Linked DNA regions of Homo sapiens: all the other regions are linked to region 1. Evidence: chromatin contacts called from ENCODE Hi-C or POLR2A ChIA-PET data. All regions are on one chromosome and are shown on one strand. The core of a region is the stretch at or near the end of the contact, and the rest is flanking DNA. Distances in the headings are between cores, read along the strand shown.

The links. Hi-C counts contacts between places; a loop is a spot of excess contacts on that map. ChIA-PET counts read pairs that join two places held with the same protein, here RNA polymerase II (POLR2A). Pooled maps may share reads with other maps.
Region 2: a loop to region 1 is called in a pooled map, with 12 times the contacts of the local background. The contact joins the promoter of DENND4C here to the promoter of CAAP1 in region 1. A Hi-C loop is called at or near these places in 5 of 50 pooled maps. POLR2A ChIA-PET finds 5 or more read pairs at or near these places in 2 of 52 experiments (CD4-positive, alpha-beta T cell and naive thymus-derived CD4-positive, alpha-beta T cell).
Region 3: a pooled map shows a loop between it and region 1 (4-fold over the local background). The contact joins the promoter of MLLT3 here to the promoter of CAAP1 in region 1. A Hi-C loop is called at or near these places in 2 of 50 pooled maps.
Region 4: a pooled map shows a loop between it and region 1 (7-fold over the local background). The contact joins the promoter of RIGI here to the promoter of CAAP1 in region 1. A Hi-C loop is called at or near these places in 6 of 50 pooled maps.
Region 5: a loop to region 1 is called in a pooled map, with 13 times the contacts of the local background. The contact joins the promoter of KLHL9 here to the promoter of CAAP1 in region 1. A Hi-C loop is called at or near these places in 7 of 50 pooled maps.
Region 6: a loop to region 1 is called in a pooled map, with 9 times the contacts of the local background. The contact joins the promoter of ACO1 here to the promoter of CAAP1 in region 1. A Hi-C loop is called at or near these places in 6 of 50 pooled maps.
Region 7: a loop to region 1 is called in a pooled map, with 14 times the contacts of the local background. The contact joins the promoter of MTAP here to the promoter of CAAP1 in region 1. A Hi-C loop is called at or near these places in 8 of 50 pooled maps.

What each region holds. Positions count from the first base shown.
Region 1 is chr9:26,891,171-26,894,888 of GRCh38, forward strand. CAAP1 (caspase activity and apoptosis inhibitor 1) reads right to left here and starts at 1,632. Exons shown (of 6, transcript NM_024828.4): 1 at 1,243-1,632. The coding sequence starts at 1,545. RefSeq lists enhancers at 1,031-1,610, 1,182-1,361, 1,442-1,661, 1,611-2,190, 1,792-1,861.
Region 2 is chr9:19,228,585-19,232,302 of GRCh38, forward strand. DENND4C (DENN domain containing 4C) reads left to right here and starts at 2,109. Exons shown (of 33, transcript NM_001330640.2): 1 at 2,109-2,249. RefSeq lists enhancers at 1,267-1,516, 1,901-2,407, 2,408-2,913 and silencers at 1,547-1,846, 1,927-2,296, 2,517-2,656.
Region 3 is chr9:20,620,539-20,624,256 of GRCh38, forward strand. MLLT3 (MLLT3 super elongation complex subunit) reads right to left here and starts at 1,961. Exons shown (of 11, transcript NM_004529.4): 1 at 1,707-1,961; 2 at 116-296. The coding sequence starts at 1,718. RefSeq lists silencers at 1-29, 1,250-1,299, 1,370-1,519, 1,940-2,399, 2,420-2,559 and an enhancer at 190-319.
Region 4 is chr9:32,524,386-32,528,103 of GRCh38, forward strand. It overlaps RIGI (RNA sensor RIG-I), which reads right to left and starts at 1,811. Exons shown (of 18, transcript NM_014314.4): 1 at 1,676-1,811. The coding sequence starts at 1,781. RefSeq lists an enhancer at 1,712-1,961.
Region 5 is chr9:21,333,310-21,337,027 of GRCh38, forward strand. It overlaps KLHL9 (kelch like family member 9), which reads right to left and starts at 2,095. Exons shown (of 1, transcript NM_018847.4): 1 at 1-2,095. The coding sequence starts at 1,550. It overlaps LOC107987053 (a long non-coding RNA gene), which reads left to right. Exons shown (of 3, transcript XR_001746634.2): 3 at 3,312-3,718. RefSeq lists enhancers at 1,525-1,574, 1,765-2,074 and a silencer at 2,115-2,284.
Region 6 is chr9:32,383,073-32,386,790 of GRCh38, forward strand. It overlaps ACO1 (aconitase 1), which reads left to right and starts at 1,571. Exons shown (of 21, transcript NM_002197.3): 1 at 1,571-1,663. RefSeq lists a silencer at 1,372-1,751.
Region 7 is chr9:21,800,918-21,804,635 of GRCh38, forward strand. It overlaps MTAP (methylthioadenosine phosphorylase), which reads left to right and starts at 1,719. Exons shown (of 8, transcript NM_002451.4): 1 at 1,719-1,864. The coding sequence starts at 1,832. RefSeq lists enhancers at 598-1,228, 1,229-1,857, 2,352-2,561 and a silencer at 1,902-2,061.

The DNA of each region.
Region 1 (3,718 bases), core at 382-2,881:
TTTCTACTCTACCAAAGAGAATAATGAGCAGAGGATATGTACAGAAAATTACATAAGAAGAAATCAAATGGCAAATAAAAATATTAAAATGTTCAATCTCACTAATAAGGAAAATAAAAATTAAAACAAACTATTAATTTGACCCACTAGTCTGGCAATTTTTTTAAAAAATGCCATCAAAATGTCATCAAAAGCTAGTTAAGAATCTCAGAAATAGGTATTCTTATATATATACTGTTTGGACTATAAATCTGTAAAGTCTCATTTGGAAAGCATTTGGTGGCATTCATAAGTTTTTAATAGCATAAACTTTGACCCAGGAATTTCAGTTCTCACACTCTCTCCCAACATAACTCTTGTAGGAGATATATACATAAAGGTGTTTGTATTGTAGTCACAACAATACAAAAAAACCTGCACACCCAAATATCAGAAAAATATAATACAATACCAGGCAGTCAGTAAAAATAACAAACCACGTATATAAAGAAGCCTATCACAACAATGCAGGTATTCAACAGCGGGAATAACACAATACAGCTTAAGTGTAGGAACTTAAAAACACGTATCTCACGAGGAGTGATTAAAAGAGGCCGCGTATCAAAATACTAATGGAGGGGCAAGAAAAGGGACTTGACGCTTTCCCTTTATTTCCTCATTGAATGAATTTAAAGTACCTATTCATTCATTTGTTTTCAAACAAATTATGAACTTTTTTAAAACGGCGTTCTCTTGGCAGACTGGTGGCGTATAAAGAACATGGCTTTTGTAGTCAGATATTTGGATTCAAACCTAGGAGCTATTAACAAACTCTGTGACCGTGGGTAAAGTTTAACTTCTTTGGGCCTCAATTTTCTTATCTCTAATGCGGAGTTAACCATATCTACGAAAAGGTGAAGACGAAGGGAGAAGTGTTTGGCTCGCAAGGGAAATGAAGGCTAGCTTCCAACTCGTATTCTTCCGGCAGAGTGAAACCATAGGAGTGGAAGGAGCCAAGAGTTTAAAAAATAAATTAAAAAAAAAGTGATCAGGAAATCCAGAAACTTGAAGTTCAAGATTCAAGACACGGATGGGAGTGTGGGGCTCACCAGGACTTAGGTAGGAACATGAACCTCAAGGACGGACGACCTTGAGATTGCCGCGCTAGCAGTGAGCTCCAGCCTGCGCCCCATCCCTCTGGAAGCCCGACTTCTTCCGAAAAAGCAGCAGCTCCAGGAAGCGGCCAGAGGGGCGCGCACGCACCTGCTGCAAGGAGCCCGAGACGCTGGAAGAGTCGGTACTCCTCCGCTTCCGGCGCTCGCTGCGCTCCACGCTGCTCCCGCCCCAACAGCTGCCGCCGCTCCCACCGCCGGTGACACTTCCACTAAAATTGGCGTTCCCACAGCAGCTGACGCTCCCGCAGCCCCCGGCGCTCCCGCAGCCGCTAGTGCTTCCACTGCTGCCGCTGGCCAACGCGGGTACGATGTCCGGGGCCGCGAGCGCTGCGGCCGCCTCCTGACTGCTACGTTTGCGCCGTTTCTCCCGGGAGGACTTTTTCCCCGTCATGATCCCTCTGCTGCAACCATCGGAGGAAAGTCCGCTGTCTCTGGTGCGACCGAAGCCCGACTCCTGCGGCCGTGGGCGGCAGGCACTGGCGTCGCAGGTTATGCGTCACTTCCGGCCGTGGCACAGAACGTGGTGAAGCGTTATGGGCCGGGGTGGCAGGGGGGTTGCCATAACCAGTTGCGCTTCCCCCTCCGGTCGCGGAGGTCGATTTGAGTGTGTAGCGGGTAGCCTGTCTAGTCAGAGTTTGTTTTGTTTTGTTTTTATATCTCTACAAAGGATAGAAGGTGGAACTTACGTCCTTTTAACTTCAAAACTTTTTATTGTTAGTGTTTTGTCTGTTTACAATAAGGTTGAAGTATAGTTGCTGATTCTCCATTTCCGTTTACCTCCAAATCTTAAGATATTAACAACGCTATGACAATAAAGAGAATAGGGAAAAGTTGTTCCATCTCATTTTCCTCATCACCTGGGCAAATTAGGTATTTCTTGCGTAGAGTCTGACATGGACAAGTAGAGCTTGAGTTCGTTTTTGAAAATTGAGAATGGGTCAAAGCTTTATGAGATTTTATGGGTGGATGTAATCTAAATAGAAGGCAGATTTTAAGACAAGGGAGCTAGAACACTTAAAACGTGAACCAAGGTCTTTGTCGTTTCAGCAGGGGCCTTTAGCCACTGAGGGAAAAAGGTAGAGCCTGGGGCAAAGCTAGCTGGGTGGTAGTAATTCTGTGCCTTTCCCTGGGGTAAGAAGCAATTAAAGAAGCTTCCCTTCTCTTTGTCTCCTATTTGTCTCAGTCATTCAACAACTACTTAAATGCCTAAAACCAGCCTAGGGTTAATAAATAGGGACACTTCCAGCCCTAGGAAAACTGTCTTCCCCCAGGCCCCACTCTTAAATTGGCCTTGTAAGGTAAATCCTGGGGCTGAGCCCACTGTGTTCCCAGGAGTTCCGTTAAGTATCACACTCATTGGAGTCATACCTGAAAGGATTGAGAGTGTTGTGTTCACAGATAGGAAAAACACATAAAATTAATAACATGTTACATTTATAAACCTGTTATGAATTGTGTCCCTGAAACCATCATAATTTTAATAAAACTAAATTGCTAGATTTTTTCTTTTTTCTTTTTTTTTTTTTTGAGACGGAGTTTCACTCTCGTTGCCCAGGCTGGAGTGCAATGGCACAATCTCGGCTCACTGCAACCTCCGCCTCCCGGGTTCAAGCATTTCTCCTGCCTCAGCCTCCTGAGTAGCTGGGACTACAGGCATGCGCCACCATGCAGGGCTAATTTTGTATTTTTAGTAGACAAGGGGTTTCTCCATGTTGGTCAGGCTGGTCTCGAACTCCCGACCTCAGGTGATCCACCCGCCTCAGCCTCCCAAAGTGCTGGGATTACAGGCGTGAGCCATCGTGCCCTGCCAAATTGCTGGATTTGTGACAAAAGATAAGCTTTTAGTAGAAGCATAGCTAAACGTTAACCAACTTTTCCTATAGCCCACTTCCTTATAGCTGCTTATTGCTTTATAGATATCTTTGACTCGGTTAAGAAATCTCAAGTTTTCCATTTTGAGATATTTACCAGATTCTGTACTCCAATGGTGTTACAGAAGTTAAGAAATTATTTTAGGCAGATAGAGAGGTAAAGGGGTCTTTGGGAAGTTTTTTTTCTTTTAAAGCAGCTCCAGAAATGTTTCTTGTCTAGCAAAAAAGCTGGGCTGGCAAGCTATGATATGCAAATGCAGGCCGTTAGAAACTGGGTTTACTCAGTATGGCGATTCCCCTCTTCTTCTTGTCCCCACATGTGCCTAGCAACATGGCCATCCCCACATATCCCCACATGTGTAGAACATTGTGGCACCCTACATTCGCATATTAAAAGGCTAGGGTGGGAGGGCCACTTTTTTTGCAGGCTACGTGAATGACATACCTGGTCAAACCAATTCCCTGGGTCATATGCAAATTAGTCACCACCTCCTCCAGCCTCATAATATAACTGGCTCTTGTCTGCTGCACCCAAGGTTCCCTCTTTCATCTGGGAGCCCTCTTCCCTCTGGTTCTGTATGAGGGAGCCTCTTCTTTCTTGCCTATTAAATTCTCCGCTCCTTAAAACAATTCCACTTGTGTCTGTATCGTTTTATTTAAACCAGCACGAGACAAAAGACTGTGGTGTTCCTC
Region 2 (3,718 bases), core at 859-3,358, 7.7 Mb before region 1:
GGCACAGGCCTACCATCTCAGCTATTCGGGAGGCTGAGGTGGCAGGAAGTTAAGGCTGCAGTGAACCCTGTTTGTGCCACTGCACTCCAGCCTGGGTGACAGAGGGGGGGATCCTGTGTCCAAAAAAAAGGAGGGGGCGAAGAAATCTTGTCTTTCCTTTTCTAGTTGGGATGAGGAAAAATTAAAAAATATATATGTAAATAAAGAAAGAAATCTCGTTTATATTGCTTTAAAACTGCTAATTAATTTAGACTTTGGGAAAGAAGGAAAAGAAGCCCACAAGCTAAATTTTGTTTCACTGTTTCTTTTCTTTTTTTTCTTTTTTTTTTTTTTTCTGAGGCAGAGTTTTGCTCTTGTTGCCCAGGCTGGAGTGCAATGGCGCAATCTCGGCTCTCTGCAACCTCCGCCTCCCAGGTTCAAGCCATTCTCCTGCCTTAGCCTCCCGAGTAGCTGGGATTACAGGCATGCACCACCACGCCCGGCTAATTTTGTATTTTTAGTAGAGACAGTGTTTCTCCATGTTGGTCAGGCTGGTCTGGAACTCTCGACCTCAGGTGATCCGCCCGCCTCAGCCTCCCAAAGTGCTGGGATTACAGACGTGAACCACCGCGTCCGGCCCACAAGCTAAATTTTGAAGTATTAGATCCTTTCTTAAACTTTTGCTCTTCGGATTGTCAATGTCAAAGATAGTTTCCAGGGGGACCAAATTGGCCCCAAACTGTTATTAAATAAGCCTTAACTTTTATTGCTGCGCATTTCTTCTGAAATCAATTCTGACTGCTTACGTGGTTAGAAAAATAGTTTCTGCTATTGAATATAAAACTCAAATTATCCATGGCTATGCAATAAACTTCAGAAATAAATGGACAGCAGTGCATTTATGACCCAGGTATAATCTCACATTTTTATGCAAAAATACAGATTAAATAAGGAGAGTGTAATTTTCAGGAAAATGATTATTTATGTGGATACTCACCAGATATGCAGAAATCTTACCAGTTCTGATTTTGACCTGCCATGGAATCTGAAGTCATTCGCCTTTTTTTCCCCCCAGAGGTAAAAAAGTTATCTCTACTTCAAACCATTTCCTTCTTCCTAAATAACTAGTAATTGCTTTTTCATTTACTATGATAACTCAAAAACGTTGTTCAAAAATATCCTGCAAAATTTGCATTATAGAGAAACGACTCTGCAGGCGTCTGTGTCGATAATGAGGCTACACTTAGGAGGCGTGAGGGTACTGACTATGCAAATGAGCGATTTCTCCATTAGGAATTCCCATCCCCAAATCTGGGCCGAAGGAGAGACACCGAGCGCGGCCAGGGACTCACATGGTGCACTGGAGCCAAGGGGTTTCGGGAAGGGCCAGCGCGCGGGTCTCTCTAGAGCCCTCTACTCATGCGTGGGAATTCCAGATTCCTTCCCTGGGAAGGAATCTTCACGTATCTCCCGGCACTGTCCTCAGTGACCTTCAGCCACTCGGCATCACTTTCCCTGTCTTTGAAAACTCCGAGAGAAGCAGCCGCCACCTGCCTCAGGCCAAGGCAATAAACCCACATCACACCGCCAGTCTGAGCCCTGCAGGAAGGGGTGCACAGCGGCCTCCAGAGCGCTTTCTCCCCAGCTCTGTTTCTGCAGGCTCGGCCGCGCGAACGCTGAGGAGGGGATCGGAGGCCCGCAAGGCTCAGACCCCGCGCCCCGCGGGGGTCGCACAGGGGTCGGGCGGGGGAGGGGAGCGGTGGCTGCAGGGCCTCGGCCCTCCCCGGGGGAGGGGCCTGAGCACCGCACCGCCCCCCTCCTCCCTGCGTCTTCTCCCTCCCACCCCCCGCCCTTTTCCACCCGCCCCCGCAGGAGGAAAGGGAGAGGGAGGGGGAAAAGAAAGTGCTGTTTTGTGGAAAGGGGCGGAAGGCGGGGGAGAAAAAGGGAACAGAAACATGGCGGTCAGGTCTTGGGACGGCTGCGCCGCGGGCAGCTCCTAGGCGACGCGCCGCCCGCACTGTCCGACGGCTCACAGCGCGGAGGCACCCGCGCGGGCCAGCGCTCCGGCCATCGCCCCTGGCTGTAGGCGGCGCCCCTCGGAGACCCTGCCCGCGAGGCGGCGCAGGCGCAGACCGGACTGAGGCGGCGGCGGCCGCTGGAGCTAGTCCCCCGCCCTGCCCTGCCGAGCGCGCCCAGTCCGCGAATCCGGTGCTTTCTTGCCCCAGGAAGAAGCCGTGTCGGGGCTGCGCTGACAGAGGAGCAGGCAGCAGGTGAGGCTGCGGCGCGGGGCCTTTGGCGGAGGAAGCCTGCGCCGTGCCCTCGCGGGGCCTGCGCTGCAAGGCTGGGAGGGCGCGGGACAGGTAGAGCCCGGAGGGCTGAGTTCCGAGTGGCTGGCCCGCGGGGGGTCGCCGAGGAGGCGGAGAGTGGCCGCGGCTGGCGTTCGTGGCCTAGTTTCTCCGCGGTTTCCGGGGGCGGGGAGTCCCCGGATCCTGCGGGATGCAGTCGGGGAAAGGCTGCCCCTGAAGAGCCTCCCCGCGTCGCCCGCCGGGCCCATGAGAATCGTTTGCGTACAAGCGCGAGGGGTCTGGGCCCGGGGGACCGCCGGGGCGACGGCCGCTTTGGTGGGGGCCGGGGTGCGGAGGGAGCAGGATCGGGGCTTCCCAGAGGGGGTCGAGGCTGAGAGAGCGGAGAGCTAGAGCCAGGGGTGGCGGGCAGTCTCGAGAGGAGTCGGGGGACTGAGAAGTGTCGGGGACAACGGGGAGGAGGGGGACCTGGGCAGGTGTCTCTGGTGAATTGAAGACATTTCCTTCTCTGTCTTACGGTGGCCGATCCTCAGGGCTTCTTTGTCGGGGATGACTTTCTAGGAGGGCAGTATCCTTTTAACTCTGGAGTGACTAAACACAAAACCAAGGAATGAAGTCCTAAGGCTGACTCCTGTAAAGAGCTGTAACTTTTTCTGTTTTAAGAATGCTGTCACGTCTTTTTTTTTTTCCTCCCCTTTTCTGCTTGATAGACCTTTTCCCTCTCGAAGACCGTCTTTTATCTGCACTAATAAGGAATTACCCAGTTTTTAAATAGTACCGCCTCCTTCTCCCCTTATGTATGTTTGTCACACGGGAAAATTTAGGGTAGTTACCGCGGGTACTTGTGCAAATTTGAGGGAAAGTGTCATTTCCAGTAGTGAACCCTCAGCTGTCTCTTTGTGCCTCCGAGATACTGTCAAGCGTTGTAGCCTGAGAAATTGACCCACTGAGCCTGCTTAATTGTGTGCAAACCCGTGTTGAGGCGTTCTTCCTAGGCCCTAATTTACGTAGGAATAGGTTTTCCCTTCCGGTCTGTGTATAATGAGAGGGGAGAACGTTAGTGCTAAGGCGCTAAGTTCTGGATAAATACTTGATTTGATGTGATAGTGTGTATTACTCTATCAGAAATGCAGAGCGTTGTATGATTTTTCTGTGTACACGCGATAAGAGCAATATTAGTTGCAAAAGGAAGTTTTCATCTTTGAACATTAAAGGTATCCTTTATTCTTGATCACTATAGCATGCAAAAAAGAAACTATATTTTCTGTCCTGTTCTTTGTATTACTGTTAAAGAGTTGGTAAACTGCCGTCTTGCTGTGAGACTGGGAAGTCGGCAATGAAGTTAGATTTGTATTCATGAACATGATCTGCCTGTCATATAGGCTTGCTTTGACTTGTTTTTTTTTTCAGTAGTGGCAAAGGGTTTTCTGCCACTC
Region 3 (3,718 bases), core at 711-3,210, 6.3 Mb before region 1:
GGCTACGCCGGCGAGCGCGGCGCGGGGGGCGGGGAGCGGGACAGCGGGACCGCCCGGGCCAAGCGATTGTTTCAAAGACATTTTTTATCAAGACCCTTTTGTATTCGAGCCCTACCTCTTTTTGGCCTAGGAAAGCTTTCGTGCAAGTGGAAGACGACTTTCTCCACAAAGTGCTGTATGTTACTGTGCTCCGGACCGCGTACGAACACCATCCAGTCGTGGGTGAAGCCCTCCACGGTGGGTTTTTTCCTCACCTGGGCGCGGTGCCCCAGCTCCAGCTTCACCTGCACGGCACACTGCGGGCAGGGGGAGGAGAGACAGCCGTGAATAACAGGAAGGCGAGGTTTCGGCAGTGAACGTTGCGCCTGACATTTTTTTCCTCCTTCTTGAAACGCACATAAAAGGAAACGGCGGTGCCCTCTGCATCCACGTTTCACGCGCGTGGGCGCGCACACTCCACACCCCCAAATATACCCGCCCGCCCGGCCCGGCTTGGCCCCAGGCGCCCCGGGCCCCGCATCTACATCGGACAGGATTGTAACGGAATGTTATCCCCAGTCGGGAAGGGGGTCGGGGAAAAGAGGGAGAACACACTCAGCCACGACAAGCACGACAACAAATGCATCGGAAACAAATCAGAAGGCGATGCCGGGGCGGTTTCCCGGCGTGGGAGGGGAGGTGGCTGGGACCCAGGGGGACCGAAGGGCTCCTGGCGAGCCCCCTCCCCGAAAGTACCGCGGCGACAGGCACACGCCGAGGAAGTCTTTGTGTACGTGTGTGTGCGTGCGTGTGGAGCGCTGTGCCAGGCGAAATGGAAACTACAGGCAGCCTCTGCTGATGGGCACAAACTCCCGTGCTCTTGCCACGGGGTTCGTGCACAACAAAAATGAGACGTCGTCATACACACTGAAACACACACACACGCCCGCAGGAAAACACGCCGAGGCATCCATAACTTAGAGCACCCCGCACCCCCCAGCGAAAAGCCCCACGCGATCGGCGAGGCCAGTCGAACCGAGCCCCCGCAACACACTTTCAAGAGCCCAAGTGGCTCCAAAGTATCTCCCACCTCCCCCCAAAAAATGAAATTCAGAAAGGCAGGGCGGCGGGCGGACAGCCGCCGAGCCTCGGCTCGCGCTCAGCACCTCCCGGCGCTGGGGCAAAGTTGCGTGCGGCCCCGCCGCTGTCAGCCCCGCACACTTCGGCTCACACACGCGCGCCGCGGAGAACGCACCATCGTAGCGGCCGCGGCGCTTTGCGGAGGTGCGGCCGCCGAGGCTGCTCGCCGCGTCCCCGGACTGTGCCCGCAGCTCCCGGCGGCGGCGGCTGAAATATGGCTGAGTTATTATTCGCCTCCTTCCACCGTGTGTGTGTGTGTGTGTGAGTGCGCGCGTGTGAGCGAGAGGGAGTGTGTGAGTGCGCTTCTTGTGACTGCAAAGAGGCGAGGAGGGAGGGAGGCGCGGGGGGTGGAGGGGCGAGTGTGAGCGTGTGTGAGTGTGTGTGTGTCTGTGTGTCTGTGTGCGCGCCGGGGGGGGGTGGGGGAGGAGGGGAGCGGAGGCTGAGGGAGAGGCGGCAGCTCCCTGCAAGCCGTACCAACCTTTCTCTAATTGGAACCGCGGAGCGCTGGCGCTGTCTGGGCTGCGGCGGCGCAGGGCGAGGAAGGAAAGTGGGGGAGGGCTTTTATTATTATTTTTGCGCGTACTTACCGAGCTAGCCATGCCTGGGGGCCCGGAGGTTTGCTGGGGTGTTGTGTGGTACCCCCCCCTCCTCCGCCCCCCCTCAGCTGTAATTCATGAAGAGGCTGCTATGAATGAGAGCGCGCCCAGGAGCGGAGGGTAGATGGCGGACATTCTCTGCCTTTTTCCCCCCGCGCTCGCTTGCTCGCTCGCTCGCTTATTAAACTCAGCCCCAAAAGCAAAAGCAGCAGCAGCAGCAGCAGCTCCAGGGTAAAGAAGATGATTGCGGAGCATGCGCCGTGGCGCCTGACACCCGGGCTCCGAGCCTCACAGGGCGGAGGGAGGGCTTGCGGGCGGGGCGGAGCGCGCGGGGAGGCAGAGCGAGCGAGCCAGGGGGAGCTCGAAAGAGCCAATCACCTGCCACCTCCCGAAACCCCGGCGGCCCGCAGCGCCACACTGGAAAGCCTCGCTTAAAGTAACAGGTTCCTGCTGGGGGGGTGGCAGGGAGGGGACGCAGGAGTGGGGAGAGCGGCCAGCTGGGGAGCCATCCCAGCCCCTGTGTAAACTCTGCTCGCCCTACAATAAAAAACGGATTAAAACTGCTGGAATGTAGCCACTGCTTAGAGCCCTCAGCAGCCGGAGAGGGGGTGTTAAATCAAGTCCTTAGCTAGTACGCACGGGGAGGAGGGAGTGGGCTTTCTTTTACTTTCCACCACGTATTTCTGTGGTTTTGTGCTGAAAAGACAAGAACTCACACCCAAACAAACTTACTTAAAGAGAGCGAGAGAAATGCCATCCTGCAAAAAACGAGCATGAAAATAGCAATGACTGAGGCTGTTCTAACCCGCAACGATCCCCTGGCCCCCTGCCCCATCCACTCACAGGCACCCGCCCGCCACCCTCACTCCCCGCCCTTCTGCCACCGCCACCGAAAATTTGAAAATGAAATGAACAAGGGAGAAACAAGGATGCTATTTCCTTGCAAGGGAACGCCTTCCGCTTTGGTAATCCCCGGCTGGGAAGCTTCATAAAGCGGTGCCCAGGTGAAAGCAAGACACCTGGGAGTGCCGGGTACAGACCCTCGGGGACCAGGCTTGGAGTTGTTTTCTTCGGGGGGCTTCCCCTCCTGACAGCCTACTGAGTTGCATCAGAACGTGGAGGATTGTCCTCTGAGGACGCGCGGGGCAACCGGGAGTCTTAAAATAGCAGATAAAGTTAATACTGACTGTAATGTGCGTAAATTGGATTATAATCTTTAGGCGTATTGGTGACAACCAGCGTAATCCATCTCTGAGTATTAATCCGGTTAGACTCCCGGGTGACAGCCAGTCGCAGGAGTGTTCCCAGAGTCGCGCCTCTGCAAATGTTCTCACTCGCGTTGTATTTGATCTCAGTGGCCGGAGATAGAACAGCGCGGCCACGCGTGGGGCGCGGAGAGGAGTATCAACTACTGGCTTCCTTTACAGACGCAGATAACCTTTAAAAAGGAAACGGATAAGATCTAGACGATTGATTTGAAAGTGAAAGATGGATGTGACTTTGGTTCGTTAAAAAAAGATCCTTGCATCTTCCTAGCCCTTAGACCTCTTTTGCCTTCTCTTTACTCCCCTTTTTCCCTCGCCTTCCAACTTCTTGCTGAACCTTGATTTTTCCTTCTCTTCTCCTTGCCTTTCCTCTTTGTCCCTCTTTCTTTCCTCTTTGTCCCTTTCTTTCCTCTTTGTCCCTTTCTTTCCTCTTTGTCCCTCTTCCTCTTTCTGACTGAACTTCCTTGCTTTCCTCTTTTCCCTTTACTTCCCTTTTCCACAAAAGCAAGTTGTCTCGGCCCTTGAATTGAGAAGAGCAGAATAGCGGGGAGGACGTTACCTAGGGCGTCCTGTGTCCTCGCTGTTAATTTTCAGTTCTCCCAGCAGCTCTCACAAAGATCCTGGGAATCAGGTCGGACCACTTGGAACCAACCTTAGTTTCCAAACCAGCAGCCTTCCAACTCAACTTTTGATTCCCTAAAACTGATATTCCGCTGCCTGTCAGTTATAATCAAGAAA
Region 4 (3,718 bases), core at 561-3,060, 5.6 Mb after region 1:
CTTCCAAGTACTTCTTCAGGTGCCAAGCTACACTGGTCACTAGAATGCCATTCCACAACCTTTCTTTTAGTTTTGTAGAGCAATTAGCATTCAAGTTAGTTGCCGGTCTTAACGCCATTTCCAAAAACTGCAATAACATCAGGAAAGACTGGCACTTGGAGACTTTTAGGATTCCCAGGCCCCCTCTCATCGACTTTTTTTTGTTTTTCGGTTTTTTTTTTTTTTTTTTTTTTTTTTTTGGAGACAAGAGTCTCACGATGTCACCCAGGCTGAGTGCAGTGGTGCGATCTCACCATAACCTCTGCCTCCCTGGTTCAAGCGATTTTCATTCCTCAGCCTCCTGAGTAGCTGGGACTACAGGAGTGCACCACTACGCCTGGCTAATTTTGTATTTTTCGGTAGAGACGGGGTTTCACCATATTGGCCAAGCTGGTCTCGAACTCCTGACCTTGTGATCCACCCGCCTAGGCCTCCCAAAGTGCTGGCTGCAGGGAGCCGAAGGCCCTTGGGATGTGACCAACTCAGCATTCCGCTGGAGGCTATATGATCAAACAGCAAACTGTTTATCATGAATGCAGCACCTGGGCAAACTCACACTGCCTTGCCACCAAATGGTTTGCTGAGCGCCTCACTCCCTGGCGCCAGGCTCCTTGAAATTATTTATTGAGAAATCTAGCACCTATTGTTCAAAGAATGCAGTCTTGCAAGCCTGCTGTGAATCAAGCAGCCAGCCAACAAGCACCTCCCCTTCTCGCTATCTCTTTTGCCTAATAAGAAGGGCTGTGTAAAGCTCAGGGCCCTTGTCCACTAGAGGCAAGGTGCCCCCTGACCCCTTCTTCCAGATATACTCTTTTGTCTCTTGTCTTTTATTCCCGCGTTCGCCCCTCTTTGTTCAGTCCCCTAGGTCCGTGCGGGTTACATAGTGGCACCCCGAACAGCAACAGCATCGGGTGCTCTACAGCTGGGATTACAGCGTGAGGGACCACGCCCGGCCTCATCGATATCTTTTAAGTACCACCTCCTTTCACCTCTTTCCCAGAAGCCTCTGCTCATCTCCAGCACAAAGTAATTCGATACAAATTTACAAAATGGTCATTACCCAGGATCACCTGTCTCCGAAGTTAGATGGAAACACCTGTATTAAAGCCTAAAGCTATTCGGTCTGGAAAAGTCCGGCTCCTCTCCAGCTTCCACTTCTTTAGGCGTGCAAATAAGATTCGGCAGAGTAAGCATCAACTTCCTTTAAGCTCAGACCGCACTTTGTGCTCAGTACTGTAATTATCTGCCCTTTGTGTCCCATCCCTTGGACTGTAATGTATACTAAGGAAGAGCCCTTATCTTATTTCTCAATCTCTGTCAGTACCCAGCCAAGCACACAGTAGACTTTAATATTAGTGAAAATAAATGAAACAAAATTTCTTCCCCAGCTTTGAACCTAAATAGATGAGCACCCTTAAGCAAGTCACTTCACCTCGCTGGAACTCAGTTTCCCCACCTAGGCCTCCGAGGGCTCCTCAAACTCTGGCAACCTCTAGCCTAAAATGCTGCGGAGATCTTACCACAAACCTGGGGAGTCTGGCAGGCTCTCTGCATTGATTAAAAGAAGGGAACGAAGCAAGAGAAAAACAAGTCCTCAATTGTTTTCCGCCGAGAAGGCGCCGCTGGAGACACTCACCCTCCCTAAACCAGGGGGCCATGTAGCTCAGGATGTAGGTAGGGTCCAGGGTCTTCCGGATATAATCCTGGAAGGCTTGCAGGCTGCGTCGCTGCTCGGTGGTCATGCCGGCCTCTGCTTGCAGCTAGCTACGTTCCCCGCAGGCTGTGCCTCACTAGCTTTAAAGCCGGGTAGGAGGAGGGCGTGGCGAGCGGGGAAAGCAGGGATTTTCCGAGGAAATGAGGCCGGACGCGAGGCGGAGCTGCATAGGAACTTTAATAACTAAAGGGAAAATCGAAAGTGCAACTAGCGGCGGGCGGGGTTCGCGGAGGCTGTTTTGCCTCGGGCTAGTTTCGTTTCCCTCCGCACCGAGGAAGCCCGGGAACGGAGAGGACCCCTAGGAATTGCTTTTATTTTTATGATCTTATATTTTGTTTTGCTTTTATAGCGCTAACGTTTAGACACAGTAAAATGCACACAATCTGAGTGTGCAATTCGATGAGTTTTGTAAAGTGTACACCTGTGTACCCAGTTCTCCCACGTCGGCTGGGTGCCAGGGTAAGTCTATGTTTAGCTTTATAGGAAACCGCCACCTGTTGTCCAAAATGACTGATTACATCCAGTTTACATTCCCACCCGCAGTAGGAGAGCTCCAGTAGATAGACACATTGGTCAGCCTTTCTTTTTTTTTTTTAATTTTAACTTCCATCTTGGTCGGTGTGAAATGGTATATTATTGTGGTTTTAATTTTAATTTCCCATATAATTAATGGTGGGCACATTTGCATGTGCTTACTGGGTCATTCATATATCTTTTGTGAAGCATCTGCTCCAATCTTTTGCCTGACTTTGGAGTTTTTTGGTTTATGGATTTACAGGAGTTATTTATTCAGGATACAAAATTGTTAAATATATGTATTCGAAATATCTTCTTCCAGTCTGTGGCTTACCATTTCATTTTCTTAAAGGTGTCTTTTGAGGAGCAGACACTTATATTGATGCAATTTTCAGGTTTTTCTTCTGTTTGTTGTTTTTTGTGTCCTCTTTAATAAATCTTTGCCTACCCCAAGGTCATGAAAATATTGTTTCCTTTTAGATTTATATTTTTAGCCTTTACTTCTGGGTCTATTACTATCTCAAAATAATTTTGTTGTGGCGTGAGATGGGGGGTCCAGGTTCACTTTTTCCATATTTCTAATTGTTTCAGCACCGTTTGTTGAAAACTTTTCCTTTTGGCATTGGATAGCCTTGGGACCTTTGTAAAAAAACCAAGTCCATTGAATGTATATGTGTCTATTTCTGACTCTTGTTATATTCTACTTCCTACTACTTTGACAATACCATTGTCTCTAGGTTACTTTAGATTTCAACTAAGTCTCAAAATCAAGTACTACTAAGTTCTCCAAATTTGTTTTTCACTGTGAAGATATTAGCTATTTGAGATTCTTTGCATTCCTTTTTTTTTTTTTTTTTTAATTTCTTTTTTGAGACAAGGTCTCACTCTGTCTCCCAGGCTGGAGTGCAGTGGTGCAAACAGGGGTCACTGCAACCTTGAATCCCTGTGCATTTCCATATGAAATAAGAATCAACTTGTCAATTACCCCTTCCTTCCCCCAAAAAAAGTTTATGGGGATTTTGATCAAGATTGCATTGAACCTACAGATAAACTTGGGGAGAAGTGACATCTTAACAATATTGAGTCTTCTAATCCATAAGCATGGTATGCCTTTTCATTTACTTAGGTCTATAATTTCTCTCAGCAGTATTTTAGTTTTGTTTCATTTTATTTTACAGACGGAGTCTCACTATGTTGCCCAAGCTGGAGTGCAGTGGCTATTCACAGGCACAATTATAGTGTGCTACAGCCTTGAACTCTTGGGCTCAAGGGATCCACCTGGACTCAAGCAATCCTCCTACCTCAGCCATCCAGAGTAGCTGGGACTACAGGCACGGGCCATCACACCTGGCTATTCTGAACTATTTTATGTTATTTGATGCTACTGTCAATGGAATTGTTTTTAAGATTTCATTTTCAAATTGTCTGTTGCTACGGTATAGAAATACA
Region 5 (3,718 bases), core at 845-3,344, 5.6 Mb before region 1:
TATTCACAGCTTAGAACATCATCATAATCACTTGTTCCTCTGAAGTGATTGCCACCAATGACATAGAGCTTATCTCCAACTGTACACATGCAATGCAGACCTCTGACTGTAGTCATTGGAGCCTTTTGCATCCATTTATCTGTATCTGGGTCAAAACACATGAGCTCATTTTGGAAAGTGTCATGGGTAATTCCTCCTGAAATATACATTAAGCCTCCATATACTGTTCCAGCATGACCATAGTGGGGTTCACTCATTTTTGCAACATAGCTCCACTCATTCATTCTTGGGTTGTAACATTCTACTGTGGCCAGTTCACCAGCTGCACTGCGCCCACCAACTGCATACAAATGTCCTTTGAGGGCACTCAAGTGAAAGAATGTGCGCTTTTCATTTAATGATGCAACCTGCATCCATTTATTATACCGAGGATCAAATCTGAAAACTGTATCAACAGCAGTTTTTCCTTTTGTATCATAATTACTCTGACCACCAACTACATAAAGAAAGTTTCCAATGACAGCAATACCATGCTGGTAACGGGGAGCATCCATTGGGGCTAAAGATCTCCATTCTTGTGCCCTTTCATCATACATCCGTAATTCTTTACTGACAACCAGCTGCTGCCTCAAAACTCCTCCTAATGTAACCAAGTGAGTGGAGTCAGATCGAATGGCAGTTCTATCTGACTGCATCACTGGCTGCATATATGGCATCATTTGGTAATTGCTAGCTTCCAAAAGCAAATTCACGCAGGTATTGTCTGTTCTCATGAAATCTACTGTCTGCACGTAATTGATGAGATCCTGTGGTGTCATCAGTGGAAATCGAATATTCTTCATTAACTTTGCAGCATAATCCATCCGAGGGTCTTCCAACCTTAGCCAGCGACAGGCTGCCTTAAAGAGTTCAAGTTCGGTACAGTGCTTAAGACTATTACTGGAAAGCACAAATGCAAGTCGTTCAAAAGGGAGTTTTAGAAACTCCCCAGTACTCAATAAAGCAGGAAAGTTCTTCAGGATGAAATTATTAACATATTTATCCACTTCTATAAGATTGTAGGTGTTAGCAATTCGTCCAACCTCAACACAGTTATCCAAAGAGACTCCTGATATAAGAAATACTTTACAGAAATCCAAAACGGGTAATATTTGTAAAAAGCTAGCAGCTTCAAGTGTGTCCTGAAGATTGTCCATATTAAGAGAAAGTTTTGCAGTATAAATAAAATCAATGATTTTCTTCAGACCAACCTTGTTCACCCCATGAAGCTTAATGCACATCAAATCTTGTTCTTTCATTCCACCTGTGAACATGGCTTTGAAATAATCACTAGCAGACGCCATCATAGCTCTGTGAACAGGGAAGATTTCATCTCCATCACCTGGTACCAGGGTCACATCACAAAGCAATCCTTCTATTCTAAGCTGATCAAAGCCTTGCAATACCACCGAACTGTGAGTATTGCTGGTAAAAAAGCGTGTGGTTCCTGCCTTACAAGGCTGCAAATGGGCAGAGACGCCCATTTCGCCGTTACCAAGGGACACTTTCATGTGAAAGCTTTCCTCTTGCACAGAGATGCAAGCCGGATAAAGAAGTTATAACCGGAATGTTTTACAGGTAACGAGGTGTCCAGAAAGAACAGAAAGCTCGTTTCCTTATCAAGGGAAGGCAGTCACTGCGGCACCCCTCGGGCCACGCCAGTCAGTCATCCACTGAAAATCACCCTGTAGCAGGACCACAAAGGGCTGTGGACCTCAAATCTGATTATTAGACAGATGATTCATCACCTGAAGGCGGTTAAATGACCTGGTTCACCTCGTCCGGCCTGCGCTGCCGCTCCTTCAGCAGTTCCGCTTCGGGCAAGGAAGAGGCGCCGCCACGTACTGTGGCTCCACGGCCCGCTCGGCGGCGGGTCCGGACACCTCAGCGAACGGCCCGCTGCGCCCTCCGCTGTACCTAGAGTGTCGCAGCGGCCACCGGCCTGTCTTTGAGCAAGGGCCGGGAACACAGGCCTGGGCCTGGGCTTGGGCCTAGAATACCGGCCTAGCCCCAACACCGAGCCGCTCCTTCCGGAAAAGCCTAGTCCCAGGATACCACGGGGTGGGAGCGGCCTTAGCGGCTACTGCGGCTGCGCGGCCTCCAGACCTCGTCAGTCAGCGGGAGGGTGGGGGTGGGGAAGGGGGAGGAAGTACCCGGGAGGCGGGAGGGCGAGGGTTGGGGAAGCGGAGCTGTGTGGGGTGGGCGCCAGCCCGGCCTCTTAGAGCTGCCTTGTATGTGGGACCAAATAGGACAGAATGTGTGCAAGCAAGTGTGTTATGCTGCACGTTTGATATAAGTTTTTCGCATATCTGAGCTCTTACGTTCCCCAAATGCATAATTTTTCAAAGCTTTACGCTTCCTAGCTTCTGTTTTTTTGAATAACAGTGAAATGCGGCATTTGTATAAATTGAGAGGAAACCTGGATGCTTAATTTTTTTTTTCCTCTACAAAACAATAATTGTTATCCCACATTATGTAGTAGATACTTCAGTTACAATTTTGGTTCATATTTTCAAATTTGTTACAATTTCAAACGCAAAATATTTGTCTTTACTAGATTGTTACTTTATTATGTAAATGATATATTCTAAATTTTTGGCTTGAAATGCCTTTGTTTTCCACAATTTTAAAAATGGCTACATAATTTTCCAATAACTATACATACTATAGTTTCCTTTGCCCATTGGTTTGTTCCTGAATGTGTACCTTCTTATCCTCCATTGTTTTATAGACTCGGTAGTAAACTTATACAATCTGGTAGCAAAATTTTAGCCCTGTTATGGATAATATTTAGTAAAATACTGATCCAAGACAATATTTCCAAAATATTATCACCAACAATGTTTGTGTCTTTCCCTTCTTCTGACTTTTCCCTTTGTGAGTATTTTATTAACTTGCATTTCTTTAATTAGTGGTAAATTTAAATTTTGACATACAAATAAATGTATACTTTGACACAATTTCTTCCATTTTCCAAATTTTGAAGTTTCTGTCTTTTAAATCCTTCTAGTTCTTTATGCATATGCAAAGTAAGAATGTAGTCATGTTTTTCTTACACTCGCCTCGTTTTTATGTAAAAGATAGCATACCATGTACACTGTTCTGCATCTTTTTTTTTCACTTCAAGATCTTCCTGAATTAGTGTAGAGGGCTTATTTATATTTTTAAACAATTCTGTTGTTGCCTTCTGAGTTGTTACATCATAAGTTATTTAACCAGTGCCCTGTTGATGGGCAGTTCATCTGTTTTGAATGTTTTCTATTGTTTCCAAGGGATGGCAGCAAAATTCAGAAGGCTTAGACTACCACTGTCCTCCACAAGGTGCTCCAGCAGATTGTCACCTTATTCAACACAAGAGGTTGGTTGGAATGAAACTGGCCTGGAGAAATTATTCACTGAATTTTTATCAGCATTGGGAAGTCCTGGAGCCCTGCTTGTTGAATGAGTTAGGGGTGGAAGGGCTCTCTCAGGCCATGACAACTCCCTAATGCTGTGAAGAGCTACTTCCAAGGAATCAGTCTCTATCTGGAAAAGAAAGAAGAGAGCCTCTGTACATGGGAAGTTGGAGCAAGAAATCATGAGATCCTTCTTTTTTTCATCAAACTTGCAAGTAAGATTAATAGCTTAGGAACAGACTTGTGTCTTCATGAAATGATTACTATAGACACTCTTCATTATA
Region 6 (3,718 bases), core at 321-2,820, 5.5 Mb after region 1:
AGGAACAGAGGACAGGCCCTGGGATTCACGATCTGCACGTCACTGGTGACAACGTCCAAGAGCAACAGACTGGGGGGATGTGGAACTATTTCCTTCACGGTTTTGACCAGCGTGCTTACTAATAAATCTCAATTCCCTTCATAGCTCTGATTTGATTGTTTTCTGCGAAGGATTCTCAGTTACACGGATGTTATCATTGAACATTAGATACTTTGCTTTCCGAATGGCTGCCTCATTAAGAATCGCAATTTAGCTGGATGTGTCCTCATCGGACTTCCCCAGCCTTCTACTCACTCTCACCTTGCCCCTACTCTCCCTACCTCCCAAGGGGACTGGAGCATGATTTTTCAGGGATTGTGGTGCACCTCTGCCATATGGTGGACATTCAAAGAAAATTTAATTACTAATGTGAATGGAAAGGATTTAGGAAGTGGGTGGGAAAACAGTCTCCTCTCATATTGGAAATACAGTTACTTCCCCTTTCAAAATAAATATAAGTATTTATATTTCAAAGTTAAATATAACTAGACGATAGTTGTACCCTATAGTGCAGTATGACAGGGAAGGTGTAGGCTTTGGTGTCAAACCAACCTAAGGACTGAGTCTCAGCTGTTGCGCATTGCACACCTGCAAAGACGGGTAATATTCTTTACTTGTAAGGTGGTTGGAAGAGCTGAACTGAATAACGTGGAAAGAGTCGATCACAGGGCTTTGTGCAGAATAGGAGGGCAGTATAAAGTAGCAGGGGGGCTATTAGTACTGGCTATTGTTTACTCATCCTATAAGCTGCTTATTCAGAAAACTACAGTAACTTTCCAAATAATTTGGGCAGGAAAACCTCACCACCTTTCATCTAGAAAGATCTAATCACTTCTTTGAACGCCATTCACCCAAGAGGGCACAACTCCTACCAACATGAAAAGCAGATCTTGTGAAAGCCCACTTGCTGCCATCTCCCAGCCATTTCTCCGACTTCAGACCGGTGAACATCGTGCATTAGAAAGTGTTGTTACATGTCCAAGGAAATCTACATATAGAACTTTTGCCACGGAAATGCTGAAGTCCTATTCTGACAGCGTGACTCCGATGTCCACTTGGCAGGCTTTGCGCAAAGAATTAAGGCGAGGGTGGAGAGGGTGGGTAGGGTGGGGACGGACAAAGTGAGAAGGGAGGCGGGCCAAGTGACCACACGTACATGAAGCCTCTCCAGTTATGGCCAAATCATTTTTTAAAAATAATTCCATTTCTTCCCCACCCTTTGGTCACTTCCTAACGCCGGCTGGGGAGTCACATGCTAAGCTCCAAAGTGAGCAACAGACACCCTCGTCCCAGGTCCCATGCTGGCAGAAGCGGACCCGGGCCGAGGGATCAGCCCTCCCACTTCCAGCGGAGGAGCCCTTCGCAACCCTAGCCTCCAGCCCGGGGCGAAGTCCTCCAGGCCCGCGGGGGCGCCCGCAGGCTCCGCCCCTTCTTCGGCTAGCTGCCCGTCCGTCCCGCCCCTGCTCCGCCCTTCCCGCCCCTGCTCCGCCCATCGCGCGGCGGCCCCGGGGGCGAGAGGGGGCGGAGCGTGGAGGCGGCAGCTGGAACCGCGCAGCGCACGGGAACGCGTCCCGCTGCTTGGGTCAGGTTCGCCGGTCGCGGGAGCCCCGCCGTGCAGTCGGAGGTGAGTACCGACGCGGCCCGACCCACGTCCCCAGGCGGGAGCGCCGTCCACCCTGTATCCCTCGAGAGTCGGTGCGGGCCTTTACCGAGGTGCCCGAGGCAGTGGCGGCACGGGGGACACGGAGGCGAGCTTGGGGAGGCTGAGAGGAGAATCGGGGACGTGTTTCTGGCGACTGACGTCTCCACCCTGTCCCCAGTCTATGTCATGCCGGGGAGAGAAACCAGGGATTGGAAGTGGCTTTCCTAGACCCTTCTTAGCCTTGGCTGTGCGTGCTGTCCTGAAAGTCCTTGCCTAGGGTGTGCGGCCAGTCCTGGGAGTCCTAACCCCGAGGGTGTGAGGCCCGCACTGGGAGTCCTCGCCCAGGCCCGGCTGGCTGGATAGGGAAACCCTTGCTAAAGTTGTGCGGGCAGATCCGGGAATCCACTCCAAGGGGTAAAGGGAAAATGGGATGAGGGGGAAGAGACCCTTCGTGGGAGGCTTGAACACAGAGCCCACCATGATAGATTCAGAGATCTAGAAAGGAGCTTGGGCTGCAGTTATGACCAAGTCATTTTTTTCTAGATTCAGCTAGCACATCATAATGGCATCTTCCTTCTTGCAACACATGTAACTCTCTTCCCTGGGGGACAACCTCTAGGACAGAAGTCCCCAAACTTTTCTGGTACTCAGTACTCCTTTACACTCTTAAAAATTAGTATCTTAAGGAGCTTTTATGTGTGTTATATCTATCCATATTTATAATATGTAAGTAAGACTGAGAAATTTGTACTATAATAATTCATTTAAAAAGAATAGTGAACTAATTATATCTTAACATTGCCTATTTTTATGAAAAAGAACTATATTTCCCAAAACAGAAAATGATTGAGAAGAGTGGCATTGTTTTACATTTTTGCAAATCTCTTTGATGTCAAGCGTAATTGAAGACAGCTGGATTCTGATAGCTGCTTCTGCAGTCTGTTGCAATATCACATATCATGTAGCCTCTTGAGACCTCCACTGTATACTCCTGAAAATGTGTGAATGAAAAAAAGCAAGTAACATTTTATTACTAGGAAAATGGTTTTGACTTTGGAGATCCCTAGGAGTTCTCTGCACCACACTTTGAGGATGCTGGTGTAGGAAATGCTTCAGAGGCTTCATTCATTGGGCCTGCTTCTTGTTTGTGATCCTTCCTCTGATTGGGAACACACACCACCTCATGCCATGGACAGTATTAACCTCTGGTATCTGGAACCAAGTTTGATCTCACTTTGGAAACCATGTACTAGGTCCCCACGTGAGGCTGTGATGAACCTTGCCAGCCTCCTGAAAAGTCAGCAAGGCTTCGCACATGCCTTTGGTTGTCTCTGTGCTTGCAGAGCTGACCTGTCTGTGCATCAGGATTACAACAGTGATGTGGCAAACAGGACCTGTAGGCTCACAAAAGTGCCAGTGGGGAGACCATGCCAAGTGTGTAGGGGTTCCTGTGAGAGTTACCAAGTAGTCAGGAAGTTATTTCCAAAAGAACAAGGAGGCATGCTTTTGCCTTCCCTTGCACGTGTTCATTTCTGTTTGCAGTTGCATGGTTATTAGCCTTGAGTTTATTGGAATAATGATTTCCAGTCTTGACGTTCTTTCACTTTCCACTTTCAGAGGGTGTCACTCTGAGTGGTGCTTCCTCAGCCCCTGTCAAAAAGCAGTTTCCACCATCCTGGAGTGTGGTAGGTGAGGTCCTTCACGGGACTCTTTCCTTAGCTTCGTGCCTTGTCAGAACAAGTTCAAGACAGATGTTATGTGTATATATTTGGGAGGAAGAAATTTTCTAACTCCATCCTCCCTTTTGTTCCTTCATCCATAGAGCCTCTTGTGCTCTGATGGATCAGTTTAAATGCTACAGCCGATACTTGAGAAATGTTGCATGCACATGAGCGTGTTGTGTGTGTTGCACAGTCCACAGGTGAGGAGGAGGAGAAGTCCACAGGAGAAGGAAATGGGATCTAAACTCTGAGCACCTGCTGTGTTCTTTGTATTAAAAAATTCCACTTTGATGGTGGGGTCTCATTCCTTCATTCT
Region 7 (3,718 bases), core at 469-2,968, 5.1 Mb before region 1:
AAATTCAAACTTTAGAAGAATTTCCTCTTCACAGACATCACATCTTCAAGAGCAAATGCTTGAGCCCTAACCTGCAAGTTATAGTAGAAAAGTCCAGAAGTCCAGCCTGGTCCTCGCCAAGTTTCCAACTCCTATGCCTAGGGGTATTTTATGCTTACAGGATCTAACTTGGTTACAACGTCTAACTTTTAGCAGAGAGGCAGTGCTGAGTAGAAACTGGACTTGTTAACCATATCAAGTCACTTAAGTTGGCTAGGATCCCCTACTTAGGTAGCGGCCATAAAGCCTAGGGCATCCCTGTGCCCTCAATGGTTCACTTCTGAGTGGTGGGCTTCCTGCTCCTCAATAGAGCAATCGGCAGAAAGGCCCCTAGAAAGCTACATTGTCTTCATCCGCGAAGGATTCCCTGTCTCCTATTCCTCAAAGGAGCACCCGGATTCTACTTTCATTCTTCTTTTGCCATTGCATTTTATAACTTAAAAGAAATAGATGATTGTAACAGAAGAAAGAAAACTTTACATTGTGAGAAAATTTAGACCTAAAGCTTATAGTAATGTGAGGACGAAAGTCTATACTGTTTAAGTAAATAGGTTCTATGAGCAGCATCCAGGCTAACATCACACAGTGGTATTTTGAATTAAATTGTACTTGTGTTTTGTTTCCGTGTTTTGCTGCTGTAAGGAAAGAGGAAAGCATCCCCTTTCTCGGCCCTCCTCCCACGTCCAGGCTAATTTGCAGCATTTCTACATCTCAGAGTCCACCCTTAAGATCCTTGCCACCCATTATTTTGTTTCAGAACGCTTAATCCATCAAGGAAGGTTAAATTGGATTACCCCAGTAGGGAAGGGACGGGGGCTGTAAGCATGAGGGATTATCCCTGTAAAGGGCTCGTGGTGTGTGTGTGTGTGCGTCCTGCTAGTGTTGAATGACGGAGACCTGAGTTTGGATTCTGAATCCAGGTGTATTCGATGCCGCTCCGGCGTAGAACGGGTTAAAGATGCCCCCAGCCAGGTAGAGCCAGACTGGGAGTTGTGCAAGGTCTCAACCCCCTAAAAGCGGCCCCTCAAATTGAAGATGAGTAAATCATAGTTCGTAAATCAGAAAGATTATCCAGTACTACGTTACTCTGTTTATTTCCCTTTCGTCATCCCTGAGTCTTGGGTCAAGTCCATCCCAGCTCTGTCCTCCAGGAATCAAGGGAAATACGCAAACCCGCGGTGGGTTCGCAGCCGCAGGAAGGACAAATCTTGCCCCCGCCGCGGCGGCCGCCCCGCGTTAGCTGCCTAAGAGAATCTCCGTGGCCGGCCAGTACCCGCCTTGGTGAGGATTCTCCCTCCCGCGAGAACTTCTGGAATGCCGCCGGGCCAGATTTTGCAGCTGAGGCCTCCGACGCCACTAATATTGGGCCAAGCAGGGAGTGCTGCTCTTCCTTATAAGGTTTTAGCGAAAGTTAAGTAAGCCAATTAAAGTGCAAAACACACAGTCTGGAACAATACAGCGCTCTATAAATGGTCTCCATTATTATCATTATCCGTTAGTTATAACTGGGGATAAAAAAAAAAAAAAAACGACAAAAACCTGGAGAACCGGAAAGGTCTGCAAAAGGGGCGGAACGCGGGAACTTCGATTTGGGGAAGGGGTGGCGGGGGAGATCCCACACAAGCAGCCAATCCAGCTGTCCCGGGGAGGAAGAGGAGGAGTCAAGGCCCGCCCCTGGTCTCCGCACTGCTCACTCCCGCGCAGTGAGGTTGGCACAGCCACCGCTCTGTGGCTCGCTTGGTTCCCTTAGTCCCGAGCGCTCGCCCACTGCAGATTCCTTTCCCGTGCAGACATGGCCTCTGGCACCACCACCACCGCCGTGAAGGTGAGATGAGCCCTCCCAGCCGCAGCGGTTCGCCCTGCCGGATGCCTTCTCGCCCCCGCGCCGGGGGACCGCGCCTCCGGGGGCCATGCGCCCGGCCCGTGCGTCCCTTGCCGCCGCGGGGAGGGACTGGGGCGCGGCACTCGGGACTCACTTGCCGCGCGAGGAGAGGGTACGCTTGCAAATGATCCCCCTGCCGCACCGCCAACACACACACACACACACACACACACACACACACACACACACACACACACACCACCTTTTGGCTTATCTGCACCCGCACCCTGTAGGGCGTAGGCACCCCTTTAGAGAGAGAGGTCGTGGATGGGAGAGGCTGCACCCATGCCACCACCATTCCTGAGAACCACTCTTCTTCCAAGAAAGACACCCGGCTGGAGTCAGGAGGTGTCCGGGCGCCTGCAGCTTCTGTGACCGTCTCCTGGTGCCTTGCGGGACTCCAGCTTCCGCTCTCTGACTCTGCTTGTTGCCTGCGGCCCACGTGGGAGAACTGCTTACTTGCTCTTTTGTATGCTTCCGGCTTCTTTTTCCTCCAAACGTAGGCCTTCTCCGCGCTGAAGTTTTCCCCAGCAGCGTAATACTGTAAGAATTCTGAGACTTTCTTCGAAAAGGAGTACAGGCGTCCGTTTTTAGGGCTGCACTGTTTGGAGGCCTCTGGCTTGAAACTGCTTTGTTTTGCAGCCTTGCAAGTTAGAGTTCAATTTCCTTGTGCCCTAGGCCCTGAGAGGCCTTGATACAAGGGGTCATTGTGCGGTGGGAAGCTTTGTGCTGAGGAGGGCACGAGTTCTGAGAGTAGCAGCTGGCTTCCCTGGGGTTTTAAACACTTCTCTCCTGGTTAGTATTCCGAGAGAGAATTACAGCACGTAAAGAAAAATTGATGATAAAACTTAAGACCTCTTCTAGGCAGTTTATTACTGGCTAAGAATGCGTTCTTGTTTGATTTTTAGAAATTTTTGGCCTATGGGATAGGAAGGTCTGCGATCTTCTCCAAAGCATCTCGATTCCCTACACTCGACTGCAGTTTTCCCGGGAGAAGGCGAATTTCTGCGGTCAGTGTGTAATCAGCCAGATTAGTTTATTACGCCCTTGCAGGTTTAAATGAGCCACTTAGAATGAGAGGAATGGTGAAGGGTGTTGCATCCAGACTTATATATGAAACTTATTTTGTCATTTTGAAAAGAATCTTGCATCCAGCAAATATTTATAGAAGGCCTCTCCCCTGCCTTCATTGTTTGGCGGAAACAAGGCAGAAATGGTTTTCATGAAACTCGTGTGAAGTATGTGACTTCTCTTAGGTGCTCATCTATAAACTGAGAATTTTACTGCAGAATTTGCTAGGAGGGCTAGAATTATATTGTCTATGTTGCACATGGTAGAAGCTTATTAAGTGGTAGTGCTTATAAGTGGGGGAACTGAGATTAATTTTGAATGATCTTTTCCCCAAAAATTATTAAGTTATTGTGTTAGGTATCATTAGGCCACAACTTTTCACCTTATCCTTGCAGGAATACACTTCAAGCGCCATTAAAAATGGAGAAATGGTGTTTAAAACAGTCTTACTTTAATCTGGTTAGCATTCTCCCTGCCACAGGGTTTCCCTTCAAATTAATGCAGTGCATTTAAGTGCAGAATGGGCAATGGGATTCTCAGAGACCTGATGTAAATATTGAATAGTGTGTATTTTTGGTCTTGGCAAGCTTCTGGATATAAAATTAAGAGGTACATATGGTGCTAGGACTGCCTGCTGATTTCTCTTTTAATTTAGAACAGATGACAGCTTTGCCGTAGAGATTCCATGATGCCAGCACCGTATTCCCCAGACTTCTAAGGCAACAT